Regions from separate parts of the Homo sapiens genome. Here region 2 is linked to region 1. Evidence: read pairs that join two places in POLR2A ChIA-PET (ENCODE). Cell type or tissue: MCF 10A. All regions are shown on one strand.

Evidence for each region. ChIA-PET counts read pairs that join two places held together with the same protein. Peaks named below come from ENCODE experiments on the same cell type or tissue, not always from the same donor. Only the 100,000 strongest peaks of a DNase experiment are listed, where the experiment ranks them.
Region 2: POLR2A ChIA-PET joins it to region 1 with 5 read pairs; 2 of 35 experiments call an interaction of 5 or more read pairs at or near these places.

The regions. Positions count from the first base shown.
Region 1 is chr2:10,897,751-10,905,750 of GRCh38, reverse strand. No RefSeq gene overlaps it. Among named protein-coding and RNA genes, the nearest start is that of KCNF1, 10 kb to the left of the region's middle. RefSeq lists an enhancer at 3,312-3,882. In MCF 10A, a CTCF peak has its summit at 5,374 (motif pointing right); DNase peaks (open chromatin) are centred at 4,390 and 5,350.
Region 2 is chr2:11,178,463-11,186,462 of GRCh38, reverse strand. It overlaps SLC66A3 (solute carrier family 66 member 3), which reads right to left. Exons shown (of 7, transcript NM_152391.5): 7 at 7,607-8,000. ROCK2 (Rho associated coiled-coil containing protein kinase 2) reads left to right here. Exons shown (of 33, transcript NM_004850.5): 33 at 3,023-6,704. The coding sequence ends at 3,026. Among named protein-coding and RNA genes, the nearest start is that of SLC66A3, 27 kb to the right of the region's middle. In MCF 10A, no CTCF peak of the experiment used is centred here; no DNase peak of the experiment used is centred here.

The DNA.
Region 1 (8,000 bases):
ACCACTTCCAGGAGGTCTCCAGGGACTGCACCCCTCTCCAGCCCTCCTTTCCCCAAGGGATCAGGGCCCATTCCCTATGTGCTCACAGAGCCCTCAGCTGTCCTATGGCACAGGGTCAGTTCATGCACCACTGGTTTGTCTGCCCCCAACTCCAGCCCCAGTACAATCTGGATTATTCTTCTCTGTGACGGTGCCCAGCATCGGGCCTGGACATGCAGGTGCTAGGCAGGCATGTGGAGGGAAGGAATGAGAAAATGCTTCATTATGCCCAAACAGAACCCACATAACTTTGAAACCACAGGACCTTCATGGTCTCTGATGAGCCTTAATTTGCTCAGCTGTCCCACAGAGCCAGGCTTCAGCAGTGTCTGGGGCGTGGCGGTGAGAAAGACATGGTCCCCTGGGCATGCCCCAGACTTGTGGGCAGACTGATGGGAGGTGAAAAGCACCTGGGAACTGAGCAGGGCTGGGCCGTGGCTAGAGAGATTTTTGGGGGTCAGAGGATGGTCTTCCTTCCACGGTCAGGACACAGGCATTTTCCCTTTACCCCTGCATGCTGCACACCCCACCTCCTCATCAAACCCTGGCAAGTCCACATTCTGGTCTACTGACATGCCCAGGCCCAGAGTGCCCCACACCTGGAATCCCACAAACTCCACTTGTCCTCCCAGGCCAGAGCAAACGGAGCCTGCAGATCAGGTTGGCTGACTCCTTGCCCAGTGCTCTCCCCAAGCCTGTACTACTGCCTCTGTTATGGACTGAATGTTTTTGTACCACCCCCTCCAAATTCGTACGTGGACGCCCTAACCCCCAATGTGATGCTATTTGGAGATGGGGCCTTTAATGAGATAATGAAGGTTAAATGAAGCCATAAAGTTGGGGCCCCAGCCCAACAAGATTAGTGGCCTTAGAAGAAGAAGGTAGAGAGACCTTGCTCTCTGTCTTCACCACGTGAGGGTACATTGAGAAGGTGGCCATCTGCAAGCCAAAGAGAGAAGCCTCAAAGAAATGAAACCTGCCAGCACCTTGATCTTGGACGATAAATGCCTATTGTTGAAGCCTGAGGTCTGTGGTGCTTTGTTACACGGCCCAAGCTGACTAGTACGTTCTCCTTCCCTCACACTTGCTAAGTGCCGCCTCTGCCTTCCTCTTCTCAAAGCTCTGGAAACAGGCCCTTTGTCCTCTGACCATATAGATCCTGTTTGGAAAGGCGAGGCTGGGATCCCATGGATTAGGAAAAAAAGAGAAAAATCAACATGCTGCTTTCTCACTGAAGGTCATTGTTGCATAGAAACTTGAGCCAGCAGCCTGGATCCATTTAGAATTTCCTGAAGGGTTAAACCAGAAAAAAAAAAAAAAAGTCTGAACTTTTTGGCTAAAAATGGAAAGCTTCTTGCTGTGATGTATTCAGTCCAGCATAGACCTTCTATGAGAATTATACATTTCATGATGCCATGGGGGAAGGGACGTAGAGCACAAAATCTATTAGACATAGAAGAAGCAGCAATTTTACCTTGCGGGTTTCTTATTTAAATAAAGGGTGGGGGAACAGTTTATTTAGGCATAATGGGAAGTAGTTGTTTGAGCTGCATTTTCTCATTAAAAATTTTTTTTATTTGTTGAACAATACCATTTTGGGCTACAGAATGCTAGATTTCTATGGCAGTAATTAAAACCAGTGCCTGTGTATCTAAGTGATTTGTCTAGACGGCAAATGATGCAAGCTGTAATCTATTCCTTTTTATGGGCTAATCAGTTCTGCTCAGTTAAAATTTCCTTGTGTTTTGCTGAATTGAATAATACCTTTCATTAAGATTCAGTTCCCTCTCCCTCTCCCTCTCCCTCCCCCTCCCCCTCTCCCTCTCCCTCTCCCTCTCCCCACGGTCTCCCTCTCCCTCTCTTTCCACGGTCTCCCTCTCATGCTGAGCCAAAGCTGTACTGTACTGCTGCCATCTCGGCTCACTGCAACCTCCCTGCCTGATTCTCCTGACTCAGCCTGCCCAGTGCCTGCGATTGCAGGCTCACGCCGCCACGCCTGACTGGTTTTGGTGGAGACGGGGATTCGCTGTGTTGGCCGGGCCGGTCTCCAGCCCCTAACCGCAAGTGATCCGCCAGCCTCGGCCTCCCGAGGTGCCGGGATTGCAGACGGAGTCTCCTTCACTCAGTGCTCAATGGTGCCCAGGCTGGAGTGCAGTGGCGTGATCTCGGCTCGCTACAACCTGCACCTCCCAGCCGCCTGCCTTGGCCTCCCAAAGTGCCGAGATTGCAGCCTCTGCCCGGCCGCCACCCCGTCTGGGAAGTGAGGAGCGTCTCTGCCTGGCCGCCCATCGTCTGGGTTGTGAGGAGCCCCTCTGCCCGGCCGCCCAGTCTGGGAAGTGAGGAGCCCCTCTGCCCGGCCGCCATCACGTCTGGGAAGTAAGGAGCATCTCAGCCCGGCTGCCCATCGTCTGGGATGTGAGGAGCGCCTCTGCCAGGCCGCCCAGTCTGGAAAGTGAGGAGCGTCTCCGCCTGGCCGCCATCCCACCTAGGAAGTGAGGAGCACCTCTTCCCGGCCGCCATCCCATCTAGGAAGTGAGGAGCGTCTCTGCCCGGTCGCCCATCGTCTGAGATGTGGGGAGCGCCTCTGCCCCGCCGCCCCGTCTGGGATGTGAGGAGCACCTCTGCCCGGCCGCCCCGTCTGAGAAGTGAGGAGCCCCTCCGCCCGGCAGCCGCCCCATCTGGGAAGTGAGGAGCGTCTGCGCCCGGCAGCCAGCCGTCCGGGAGGGAGGTGGGGGGGTCAGCCCCCCGCCCGGCCAGCCGCCCCGTCCGGGAGGGAGGTGGGGGGGTCAGCCCCCAGCCCGGCCAGCCGCCCCGTCCGGGAGGGAGGTGGGGGGGTCAGCCCCCCGCCCGGCCAGACGCCCCGTCCGGGAGGGAGGTGGGGGGGTCAGCCCCCCGCCCGGCCAGCCGCCCCGTCCGGGAGGGAGGTGGGGGGGTCAGCCCCCCGCCCGGCCAGCCGCCCCGTCCGGGAGGGAGGTGGGGGGGTCAGCCCCCCGCCCGGCCAGCCGCCCCGTCCGGGAGGGAGGTGGGGGGGTCAGCCCCCAGCCCGGCCAGCCGCCCCGACCGGGAGGGAGGTGGGGGGGTTAGCCCCCCGCCCGGCCAGCCCCCCCATCCGGGAGGGAGGTTGGGGGGTCAGCCCCCCGCCCGGCCAGCCGCCCCGTCCGGGAGGTGAGGGGCGCCTCTGCCCGGCCGCCCCTACTGGGAAGTGAGGAGCCCCTCTGCCCGGCCACCACCCCGTCTGGGAGGTGTACCCAACAGCTCATTGAGAACGGGCCAGGATGACAATGGCGGCTTTGTGGAATAGAAAGGGGGGAAAGGTGGGGAAAAGATTGAGAAATCGGATGGTTGCCGTGTCTGTGTAGAAAGAAGTAGACATGGGAGACTTTTCATTTTGTTCTGTACTAAGAAAACTTCTTCTGCCTTGGGATCCTGTTGATCTGTGACCTTACCCCCAACCCTGTGCTCTCTGAAACATGTGCTGTGTCCACTCAGGGTTAAATGGATTAAGGGCGGTGCAAGATGTGCTTTGTTAAACAGATGCTTGAAAGCAGCATGCTCGTTAAGAGTCATCACCACTCCCTAATCTCAAGTACCCAGGGACACAAACACTGCGGAAGGCCGCAGGGTCCTCTGCCTAGGAAAACCAGAGACCTTTGTTCACTTGTTTATCTGCTGACCTTCCCTCCACTATTGTCCTATGACCCTGCCAAATCCCCCTCTGTGAGAAACACCCAAGAATTATCAATAAAAAATAAATAAATAAAAAAAAAAGATTCAGTTCTGTACTCCATTGAAAATTTACATTTCATTTTTTGCTGTGTACCCATCGGTATCAGGGAGCTGCCCCGTCCCCACCCCCGCTCCTTCTCCTCATCATCCCCCTCCCCTCATCATCCCCCTTCCCCACCTCCACCAAGAAGAGCTGATTGACAGAAAGACCCAGCTGGTCTACTCCTGTCTGAATACCATGGCCCCTGGAAGTCAAGTGCATGAGGCAGCTGGGTGGGAGGCGGTGCTGGATGGAGGTGGGTAGAGAAGGATGTCAAACTGAATCATCAGGAAACTTCATTTTTTTCACCCCAGCTTCTAAGCATTTTTTTTCTTTTCTATGCCTCAATTTTTTCATCAGTAAAATGGAGCTAATGACTCTTTCCTTCCTGGCTATAAGATCTTATAGGAACAAATACATTATTGGGCATGAACAGCTTTGTAATCGACAAGCTGCTGAACCTGCCAAGGCCAAGAAGAGCAGGGGGAGGAGAGCGGGAGGGGTGACTTCCTTGTTCCCATTCCCGAGGTGGGCACGTTTCCTGAAGTCTGCTCGCCTCTGCCTCTGCTTCCCATGGCTTCTGTTCAGCCATGACTCATCCTGCCTGCAGGCAGGTGGGAGGACCGGGACAGGGTTGCCACACACCCCAGATGTGTAGAAAGATGTCAGAGGCTTTGGGCGCATTCAGCTGCCCCAGAGGCTGCGGGTAGGACCCCTCTGGGCCTGAGATCTGGGAAGAGAGAAAAGCAGTTAGGAAACAAGACCAAGAAGGATAAATGTTCCTGCCTGTGGCCTGCCAGGTTGGAGTAGTGGGGCGTGGGGCTGCTGTTGGCTTTTGTGCTTGCTTTTAAAGCACACTAGGAAAGTAAACAAAATGATTGAAGAAAACTCTTCAGAAACAAATCCTTTCCCATTTTCCTTTACTTTAATTGCAAAATTGTTATCTATTTATTGTAAAAAAAAAAAAATGTAATGTGAAAGGAAGGCTTTTATTTACATCCCTGACTTCCGTCTTGCCCAAAGGTCAGAATGATACACAGTCTATCAATTTTCTGTTACTGGGTACAAATTACATCAAACATAGAAGCTTAAAGTAACACACTTTTGCTAGCGCACAGGTGCCATGGGGCAGGAGTCTGGGCACAGCTTAACTGGGTCCTTTGCTCAGGGCCTCGCGAGGCACAATCAAGGTGCTGCCCAGAGCTGCAGCCTCATCTGAGGCTCAGGGTCCTCTTCCGTGCTCATGCAGCAGAATCCATGTCCTTGCAGCTGTGGAACTTACCCAGGCTTCCTTCTTCATTAAGGCCAGCAGTAGACTCTCATCAGAACGGTCTAAGTTATCTGTTCAGAGGCTTACCTGATTAGGCCAGGCCCCCCCCCAACCCAAGGAGATTCTCCCATTTAATTAACTCAAAGTCAGACTGATTAGGGATCTTAATTACATCATCAAAATCCCTTTACGTGTGCCACATAACCTAACCACAGGACTGAGCTCTGTCATAATCACAGTCCTGCCCAAAATCAAGAGGCGGAAATTGTACAGAAGGTGGACACCAGGGGGCGGGAATCATGAAGCCATTGGAGAACTGTGTCTACTACACACTTCTGATGTGCATATTTCCAGGCCTCTTTCACAGATAGACGGATAGATAAAAAGGAAGAAAGAAAGATTCTTCTGTTTGCATTTTGCTTTCTTCCTGTTGAGTAACACCTCACAGACATTACACCATTTTAGTAATCATAGAACTTATGTATCTACTCTCCTATGGTTGGATATTGTTTGTTTATAATTTTCTACTATTAAAATAATCCCATAATAAATATCATATACAGCCTGTATCCTTGAACACTTATACCTCTATAGGATTGATTTCTACTGGTGGAATGGCTAAGCTAAAGGGTGCAGACCTTTTAAGTTTTGATAAATACTACAAAAATAACTTTCAAGGAGGCACCCTCAAGTACCTATTTCCCCAAACTCTTACCATTTCTGAATGTAATCAATCTTTTAAAATTTTTGACAGCCAGAAGAGTGGAAATGGTACCTTGTTCTAATTGCATTTCTTTGATTATCAATGAAGTGCATTTCAATGATTTTAGAAGCTCCATTTTTATTCTATTTTTTTGTTATCACCTTTATGTCTCATTAAAGCATGACCCTTCGGAACTCTACTAGACAATATATTCAGTCATTAACTTTAGTTGCTTTGGTAGAGATTTTGCTCATTAAAGCAGACTCTTAAATACTCCTTCTCATTCCACAGACATTAACTGAGTGCCTGTTTTATGCTGGACTCTGGGCCAGATGTGGGAAATACAGAAATGAAAATGCTATTGTTCTTGCCTACAAAAATTATTCACTCCAATGAGCATTACAGCAACATCTAGTTCAAGATATTATATTTATGTGCAAAGACTGGCAATTCTCAGTTTCCTTGAAAGACACAAACTACCAAAGCTCATTCAAGAAAAATATAGGTCACATGAAAAGCCCTATATCTATTAAAAATCGAAATTATAGTTAGAAAACTTCCCACAAAAAAAAAACTCCAGGTACAGATGGATTCACTGAGGAATTGGACCAAACATTTAAGAAATAAATAATACAAAGTCTACACAAACTTTTCCAAAAAATAAAAGAGGCAAAAACATTCTCCAAATCAATTTATGGGGCAGCAATACCCTGATTCCAAAGCCAGATGAAGACACTGCAAGATAACTATATTTCTTATAAAGACTAAGACAGATATCTCTCTTACACATAGATTCAAACACCTAAACAGAATTTTGGCAAATCATCAAAACTTACTACAATATTGCAGTAATAAGGACTATAATCAAATATATATGTCATAAAGACAGACATATAGATCAATAGAATAAAACCCTCACCTTTATTGTCAAATTGATTTTCAAAGAGGGTGACAAAACAATTCAATGGAGAAAGAACAGTCTTTTTAACCAAAGGGGCTGGGAAATCATTTATGCAAAAGAATAAAGTTGGACCTTTACCTCACACCATATACAAAATTAACTCAAAACAGATCAAAGACCTGAATGTAAGAGGTAAAACTATAACTCTTAAAAGGAAACATAGGCAATATCTTAGTGGCCTTAGATTAAGCAGTGAGATGCTTCTGAGATGACACTAAAAGCACAAATGACCAAAGAAAAAATAGATACATTTAGAACATTTGTGTGTCAAAGGACACTATCAAAAAAGTGACAAAAAGACCCATAGAATGGGAGTACATATATGCAAACCATGTATTTGATAAGTGGCTAGTATCCAAAATATATGTTAGCCCCTTAGAACTCACCAATTAGAAGACAAATAGCCCAATTTAAAAATGCTCAAAGGATGTGAATAAAAATTTCTCCAAAGAGACTATGCAAATAGCCAACAAGCACATAACAAATGCTGTCTCTTGGTGCTCCCAGCTCCATATCTGTTCCTGACCAGAGATTAGGAAGGGAGGTGCTGGAGGAGGAGGACCTTATGGGGTCAAATGAGGAGAGAAAGGAAATGGTATAAGAAGTGGCGTGGGCTGAAAGTAAACTGGGAGCACAGCAGGAGATGGATGGAGAGAGAGCAGGAAGGTGGAATGGGAGTAGAGAGAGAAAATTCTGGAACATCCTCCAATGTTTGGGAGAAAATGTCATGCCAGGCAGAACTTAATAATTACTGTCATTTGTGGGATATTTCAGTACAAGAGAACCAAATAATTATGATGTCATGGGCCTCAGAGCCTTCCTCCAAATCAGCATCCAGTCATCAGATGCACTTGGCTTAGGCGTCCTCGACAGCCTCCTATGCCTTAGTCATAGCACCGGCTGTGAGACAGAGCTCTTTGGGGGAATAGAAGTTTCTTCCTCCTGTGGTTATGACAATCAAATAGGATTTCACAAGTGCACAGATGGATCCTTGAAGATCCTCAGTTTCCAGGGAGTCTGAATCGTTGAGGTCAACCTTCCACCCAAAGTAGAAATCTCTGCCACTGTATCCCTCTAAGCAGGCCTCAGCCTCAGCCCGGATTCCTCCAGTGATGGGGAGCTCCTAACATCCAGGGAACAGGGTACAACATGCAAACTCTTGGGAGGAAAAAGAATCCCTTTCAACTTCCTGATGGTGAAGTAATTTTACACCTTAAAACGGTGCAGGCAATGTCTATCTAGGTAGGCTGGATCTCTAGTT
Region 2 (8,000 bases), 280 kb before region 1:
GAGGGAGAGGGTTGTAAGGGAAGTCTCGTCATACACTACAGTCGCATCTAGCGATTAGACTTAAATTTGAGATTGTGACACTGGCACACACTTCAAAGGTTTTGAAAGGGTATGCAATGCAGCTTTCTCCTAACCTATGCTAAAGCTGAGGCTTGGATGCCCTGGAAGGCCTGCTGATCACAATCTCCCAAGCAGTAGAGCTGAAACTATGGCTATAAGTTACATTATATATAAGTCTAGAGAAGTGAGTGTGTGCCAGGTTGCGATATGTGTTCAGTGAGTAATTATATCTGTTTGTGTGTTTTCTCAAATGTTGTGCTGTGTTTAGCACATTTTAAAAGAGTAATTTGAGTCGCTGTGTTTATTTTAAATTAGAGTAATCATCCATTAACCTATTCTGTCAGTGTTTCTCAAAGTTAACCAGCTGTATCAGAAATCGCCTCAGGTTTTTTATTTGAAAATGCAAATATTTGGGCCCTTTTCAGTCATATCTAAATCTCTTGGAATGAGGCCTTATAAAGAGCAGTAGGTAAATCATATACACTAAAGTTTCTTACTTTAGAAGTGTGTAAATAAGAACCACTGACAATAGTGATTACAGGTGAGACTTTGGGGACCAGATGAGTTCCTTGGCACAAGTTGATTCATGAACACCACAGTTTTAAAAATGAAAAAGTTACTGCTTTTTTTTATTATTTATTTATTTTTATTTTTATTTATTTATTAATTTTTTGAGACGAAGTCTCACTCTTGTTCCCCAGGCTGGAGTGCAATGGCACGATCTCGGCTCACTACAACTTCCGCCTCCTGGATTCAAGTGACTCTCCTGCCTCAGCCTCCTGAGTAGCTGTGATTACAGGCACCTGCCACCATGCCCAGCTAATTTTTGTATTTTTAGTAGAGACATGGTTTCACCATGTTGGCCAGGCTGGTCTTGAACTCCTCACCTCAGGTGATCTGCCCGCCTCAGCCTCCCAAAGTGCTGGGATTACAGACGTGAGCCACCGCATCTGGCCAGGTGGCTATTTTTAAAAACAAAGATGATAGCAATATTACAGTTTAGGTTATTGAATTAGAAAGAAAAGACCACATATATCCCAACTCTAAGTCCAATTTAGCCAAGATGACTTGCTAATGCTACTTATGTACCTGTGGCTTTTCCCTTGTCCCTAGTTTTTCATATGCAGGACAAAGCTCTTGGTGACACATTGAGCAGGCAGGGTCCTACTGGAATTCAGAAAGCTGCTTTCTTATTCTATTACTCCCTTTTTACCCCATGGTTTTTGGTGCTATGATGGAAAAACTGAGCTGACAATCTGACCACTTTGGTGAAGGGGAACATTGACAAATGTGCTTTCATAATTCTCAAATCAAACTGGGCATCAGGATGGTTATGTGTTTATCTGGGGTATGGGAGTGAGGAGGGAGAAGCAGATTGTTTCTTATTATCCCAAATATGATCGCTGTCTTCAAATATCTGGAAAGTGTACTTGGCCAACATGATTATATGCATTTATATATAAAGGGCAAGGCTTCCCTATGTGCGTCCGTCTTAATTTTAATCTTGTTGTTATCCATGAAGGGAAAATTAAAATGCTTACAAGCACATTCAAAGTATGATTTCTAAGTCATAACATTAAGTTACAGTTTCTAAAGAGTGTTAGAGTATAAATTTACAAACCTCCTATTGCAGATTGCTTGATTTGGCATTTAAAGACTGGGATTGGTCATTTGATGATGTTGATGGTGGTGGTGATGATGATGACGATGTTTTTGATTTCTGAAGAAATAAATGGGGTAAATCAAAAAATGAAAAATCAGTTATTTTAGTACTTCAACGTAGTGCATGTGGTTTGCCACTTGGGCTTTCATTATTTTTTATTTTTGAAACTTGTTTTTAATAGTATATAGTTAAAAGTAGTTTTCGAAAAGTTGCTAACTGAAATTTACATGTTAAGTGTAAAAGTGAAATGCTATGTTCAGATTCTTTATTGGCTATAAATTTTTAGTACAGTTAGAATTTATCTTAGGAATGAGATGTAGAAATCACAAAAGGAGTTAATTCTGATACGTTCTGTTCATTCCAAAGAAGCCATATTCAGAAGAGAAGTAAAATTTACAACGTTTTCAAGTTCCTACAGCTATATTAGTTTGTGAACATAGCATGAGATTCCTTTCTCCATCTCTCTCCTTTTATTTCCAACTTGCAAGAATTGAAAGCATAAAAACTTTATAAGTCTAATAAGTGCTGTGAAATAGCTATTTCTGATTTGGCATTTTTGTGTGTGGTGCTGTGAAATGTTTGCTTTGTGAGAATTTAATGTTACCCTTGCTGAAGAATGTCAGTGATACGCTGTGAGAATTGTGCTTTTAGAAAATGTAAAATAGTTTGGTTAATAGTGGCTAAAGGAGATTTGAATGAAAGTTGAGCCTCAAGTTAAACCTTTTACATAGAAGGATTTAAAAGAAATAATGTGTGTTTTAGTCTAAGTAAGCAAGTTGCAAAACATAAATCAGGTAGTACTGGTATCTATTTATAATCAGATTTCATAGAGTAGCTTGTATATATTTACTACAACAATGTAGTTGGTCCTATCTTATAGAAAAACAAAATGTGGCTTAGGGTTGAACAGCCAAGTAGAACCTGATCAATAGGCCCATTTCCCTTTCAGCTACATGAGGCAGCTGGCAGTTAAACCCCAAATCAAACTTTTATCTTCTAAGTTATTCTGTGGTATATTGTTTAACCCTAATAGCTTGTTAACCATATTAAAATGTGTGTGTAATGTGTGTAGCTAATATTCCAAAATCCCAAGTTGTTTTGGGAAAGAATATAATTGCATGTTGTACCTATAGGAAAAGTAATACAGTAAGTATGTTTATGCATGATTTTAGTGTTAAAAAATATAGTAGCTGGAAGACTATATAGTTTAATAATGTGAATGGAATGCTTTTTCTAGGAATTTAACACTCTTAAATTATTTCACTGTATCAACTAACTTTATTTTTCCTTTCTTTTCAGCTAACTGCCTTCTATGAAAGCAGTCATTATTCAAGGTGATCGTATTCTTCCAGTGAAAACAAGACTGAAATATGATGGCCCAAAATTTATTAAAAAGCTATATTTTCCTGAGAGACTGATACATACACTCATACATATATGTGTTCCCCTTTTCCCTGTAATATAAATTACAAATCTGGGCTCCTTTGAAGCAACAGGTTGAACCAACAATGATTGGTTGATAGACTAAGGATATATGCAACTCTTCCAGACTTTTCCATAAAGCTCTCTCGGCAGTCGCTCACACTACAATGCACACAAGGATTGAGAAGAGTTAAAGGCTAAAGAAAACATCTTTTCTAGCTTCAACAGAGAGGTTTCACCAGCACATTTACCAGAAGAATCTGGGAATGGATTCCACTACAGTGATATTGACTGCATCTTTAAGAAGTGACCATTATACTGTGTATATATATATAAACACACACACATATATATATATATATATAGTACTCTAATACTGCAAGAAGGTTTTTTAAACTTCCCACTTTATTTTTTATACACATTAATCAGATATCATTACTTGCTGCAGTTGCAACTATGCACTTGTATAAAGCCATAATGTTGGAGTTTATATCACTCATTCCTGTGTACCTGATGGAAGTTGCATGTTCATGTTTAAGCAGTTACTGTAACAAGAAGTTTAAAGTTAATTATATCAGTTTCCTAATGCTTCATGATAGGCAACTTTACCCATTTTGAATGCCTTAATTTAATTTTTTTCAAAGTCTCAGCCCTGTCTGTATTAAAAAACAAAAAAAGCGTTTACCAGCTCTTAGGATGTAAACTAGCTTTGTGGAAGATAAATCGTGCACTATTTTTACACATAAATAGTTATATCAATGTCAGCCTATTTTGATTAACAAATGTTTTTAAAGTATTATTGGTTATAGAAACAATAATGGATGGTGTTGGAACTAATATATCCTTGATGTCTGTCTATTATTCATTCAACTCTTTTTACAGACCTCAGTATTAGTCTGTGACTACAAAATATTTTATTTGCTTTAAATTTGCTGGCTACCCTAGATGTGTTTTTATTCCTGGTAAAGACATTTGTGATTACATTTTCACACTTAAGATTCAAAATTTTTCCCAAATATAAAGAAAACTAAGACAGACTGTAGATGCATTTTAAATATTTAAATATGATCCTCAGACATGCAGCTGTGTGTGGCAGTATTTTAGTACCGGGTTAAGAAAACTGGCAACTGGGAAGAAGTGGCCTCAAAGGCACTTAATTTGATTTTTATTTTTTAAATGCTGTCAAAGTTACAGTTTACGCAGGACATTCTTGCCGTATTCTCATGATCCCAGATAAGTGTGTGTTTTATACTGCAACAATATGCAGCAATGGTAAGCGTAAAGTTTTTTTTTTGTTTTTGTTTTTTTTTATATTATGAAGTCTTTTAACAGTCTCTCTTTATATAAATACACAGAGTTTGGTATGATATTTAAATACATCATCTGGCCAGGCATGGTGGCTTACGCCTGTAATCCTAGCACTTTGGGAGGCCAAGACGGGCGGATCACCTGAGGTGAGGAGTTCAAGACCAGCCTGCCCAACATAGTGAAACTCCGTCTCTACCAATATACAAAAATTAGCCGGGCATGATGGTGGTGGCCTGTAATCCCAGCTACTTGGGAGGCTGAGACAGGAGAATCGCTTGAACCCAGGAGACGGTGGTTGCAGTGAGCGAAGATCGAGCCACTGCACTCCAGCCTGGGCAGCTGAACAAGACTCCGTCTCAAAAAAAAAAAAAAAAAAAAGTCATCTAATATTTCGATGAAGGAAATAGACATTTTTCATTGATTCCCTCTGATGTCAGTTAGAGATATTTAAAAAGTTAGATCCCCATAATAGATACTATTGTGGAAACTGAAGAGTAGCTACTGGCCTACTGATAGACTGAAACTGGTTTTGTTATTCTTAACGTTCTCCAGTCTGCACTCTGCTGTGCTGTCTGTGCTCAGACTAGACGTGCATGCCGTTTCCTTTGCAGGTGTGTTCTGCAGCTCTGGTTTTGGGGGATAGCTCTTTTTTAAGTAAGATTAAAAAATGAAAAATATATAAATTTATATAGAATAAATATTTCCATTCATTAGAGTTGTTAAAAGGAGACTGAATTAATATTTTATATAAAGATTTTGTTACATTATGGGAGGTTCTATCCTATTCTGAATTGGAGAGTATATATATATATATATATATATATATATTTTTAATAAACTTTATTAAGGTGAAATAATTTCAAGTTTACATATGAGTAACTGAAATATTTGAGTAAAAAAGGCAAAAGTTTAAATTTGGAATGCTGTATATATTAGAGAATATGGGGAATCATGGTGTGACCAACTGTACAAGGAAGATTCATATGAAGGTCTTAGGGGAAAAAGATAATTCTGAAGGGTGAAAAAAAAATCTCTCCCATGGAGATTCTTCACATTATATGGTTTGACATAAGGGTTTATAAGGTTGTTTGTCCAACTAATGAAAATGCGCTTAATAAAAAATTCTGACCTTGGGTAAGAATTCGCTTTTTACCGCATTGCCGCTTTCATGTACATACATGAGTGCATGCACCTATCAATGTGTTTTCTTCCCAACACTTATTAAATATAAAACAACCTGATTTTGTGCTCGTTTCTCGTTTTTCTTGAGGCCCTGAAGCTTCCAAGATAAATATAAGACTAAAATTTGCTTGTTCCTTCACACCTGATTTCTCCTAGAACCATAAATACCTCCTATGGGGAACTAAGAAATCATGAATACTGGGATTTTCTTATTGGATTTTTTACTTTTGTTTTGTGGGGATAACGAGACAGAAGTGAAAGGAAAACTGGTGCCGGTATTACTGTTGAAATTAATGTACAGTGAATGTTTTTAAAGTATTAATTTTAAAAAACCATGTTCTCTAGAAACAAGTTTTAAAAATCTATATGAAAGTTTTAAAATGTTCCAGCTAACTAATGGATAAGCATACCAGTAAAGCCAAAGTAAAGGTTAGTGCCTTTAAAACTAACCTGTGTTAGAGTTACATGAATCTGGCTCTAAAGTATCTATTTTGCATCCATTTATATATAGATCTTAAACAGAAATACTCTAGGTTGCCACACCACAGTTTTAAGAAGTTATGCTGCTGCTGTTACTCTCTTCTAGGATTCTGGTGGTAAAGTAGAGAAACTCGGACACTATATTAACCTTACTGAAACATGCTTTAAATCGTGTCTAAAATCTGATTTGAGCAAGTCACTGCCGAGCTTCTGAGTCTGCATTGACACTGCTACTGACTCACCTCTCCTTCCCTGGAATAAGGCTTCAGCTTCCCTATGCTGTGAAGACACCATTTGTAAGCACTTTGAACATAAGCACTGTGTGACAGCGCTGGATATCATGCTTGGGGGGGGGCCTCTCCCTGACTCCCATCCCCATAATAATGAGTTTTGTTTGGAATTGTAATAAGTAATGAACTGCATGGTTTAGAAAATTATAAATATTTGATCAGCTGTCCTCTCTGAAAAAAATTGCACCCCTTTTTCTTTTTTAAAATTTTGTTGCATCTTCGTAGTAATGTAATTGTATTTTATGCCTGCTTTTTTATAAAAAAATAAAATAAAATAAATGGAGACATAAGCATTTTCATACTTCTCCTGTGAAATAGTCCTGGAATACGGCAACCTTCTAAAGTTTACCCAAAACATTTGCTTTCTCTATAAGATGGGTATAAACAGTGGGATGAGGATAGTAAATAAGTCTTAGAACTAAGGCTGTAGACTTGTGTTTCTTCTGCCCTATGATTTAATTCATGGAGAAATACCAAATTTCAACCAGGAGCCTGTCTCTGATCTGATTTGGGTGTTTTAAGACGCACGCAAATAATAGAACAAACTCATTTGAATTGGTAAGGATAGGGAAAAGAGGCAGGATGTCTGTTTTGTCAGGAAATAGTGTGCTGATTGATTGATAGGTGATTTTCTAGAAAGTGTTTCTCTGGCAATCAGTGGAACCTTTTCTAGGGCACTTATTTGCTATGTGCTCTTGGGCAGGTTATTCACTCTGAGCCTCCGTGTTTTCATCTGTAAAATGGAGATATAGATTGTGTCTACTTTACAGGATCACTGGCAGATTAAGTAAGTATGATGTGTGTAGAATGTCTGAGATGGCTCGAGTGTTTGTTGCCTTACAAAGGGGGAAAAACAGAGACCCTGTCACCTAAGTATGCTCTTAAAGGAGTTGCTTTAAGCAGTGATAAAGTACTAATGTTATCTAAATATAACATTTGTTGGACTAAAAATCATATAATTTGTATTGATGCTAATGGTCAGATTATAACTGCAAATGAAAAAAGATTAACTTGCATGTTTAAAAATATGACATCTGTAATTTTAACAACTACAGAATGAATAATTTTGTCTTTAGATACCATGTTTCTCTTCCTGTTGGTCCCAAGCAGTAGTTCTAAAAGGATTAACCAGTTTGTTTAAAAACTATACCTTACATAAAATAGTCATATTAATGATTGACAGTTTTAAGACTCAGCAGAATTCAAAATATGAAAATTTATTTTGCATAGGAAACAATAATCTCTGGTAAACATCATTACTGCATCTAACAAAACAATGCCTTCAATTAAAGGGGGAAAGTGAGTTTTTAAACATTAGGGTTAATTTAGAAGAAAATACAGTATATAATAATCTCAACATCATGTTTAGGGTAAAAATGCTATAATGTGAAAAAAGTCCCTAAGAACTGGACAGAACCTACCTAACAACACCATTTACCGTGTATGTTTTCAATAGACAAAACATATTTTGTACCAAATTCCAACAGTGGTAATTCTATAGTTGTGGCCCTTTAAAAAATGGCAGCATTGTACTTGAATCAGAAAGCTTACTGGGATTTCCTCATCGAAAGTAGAGATTGCAGCTAATCCTAGTA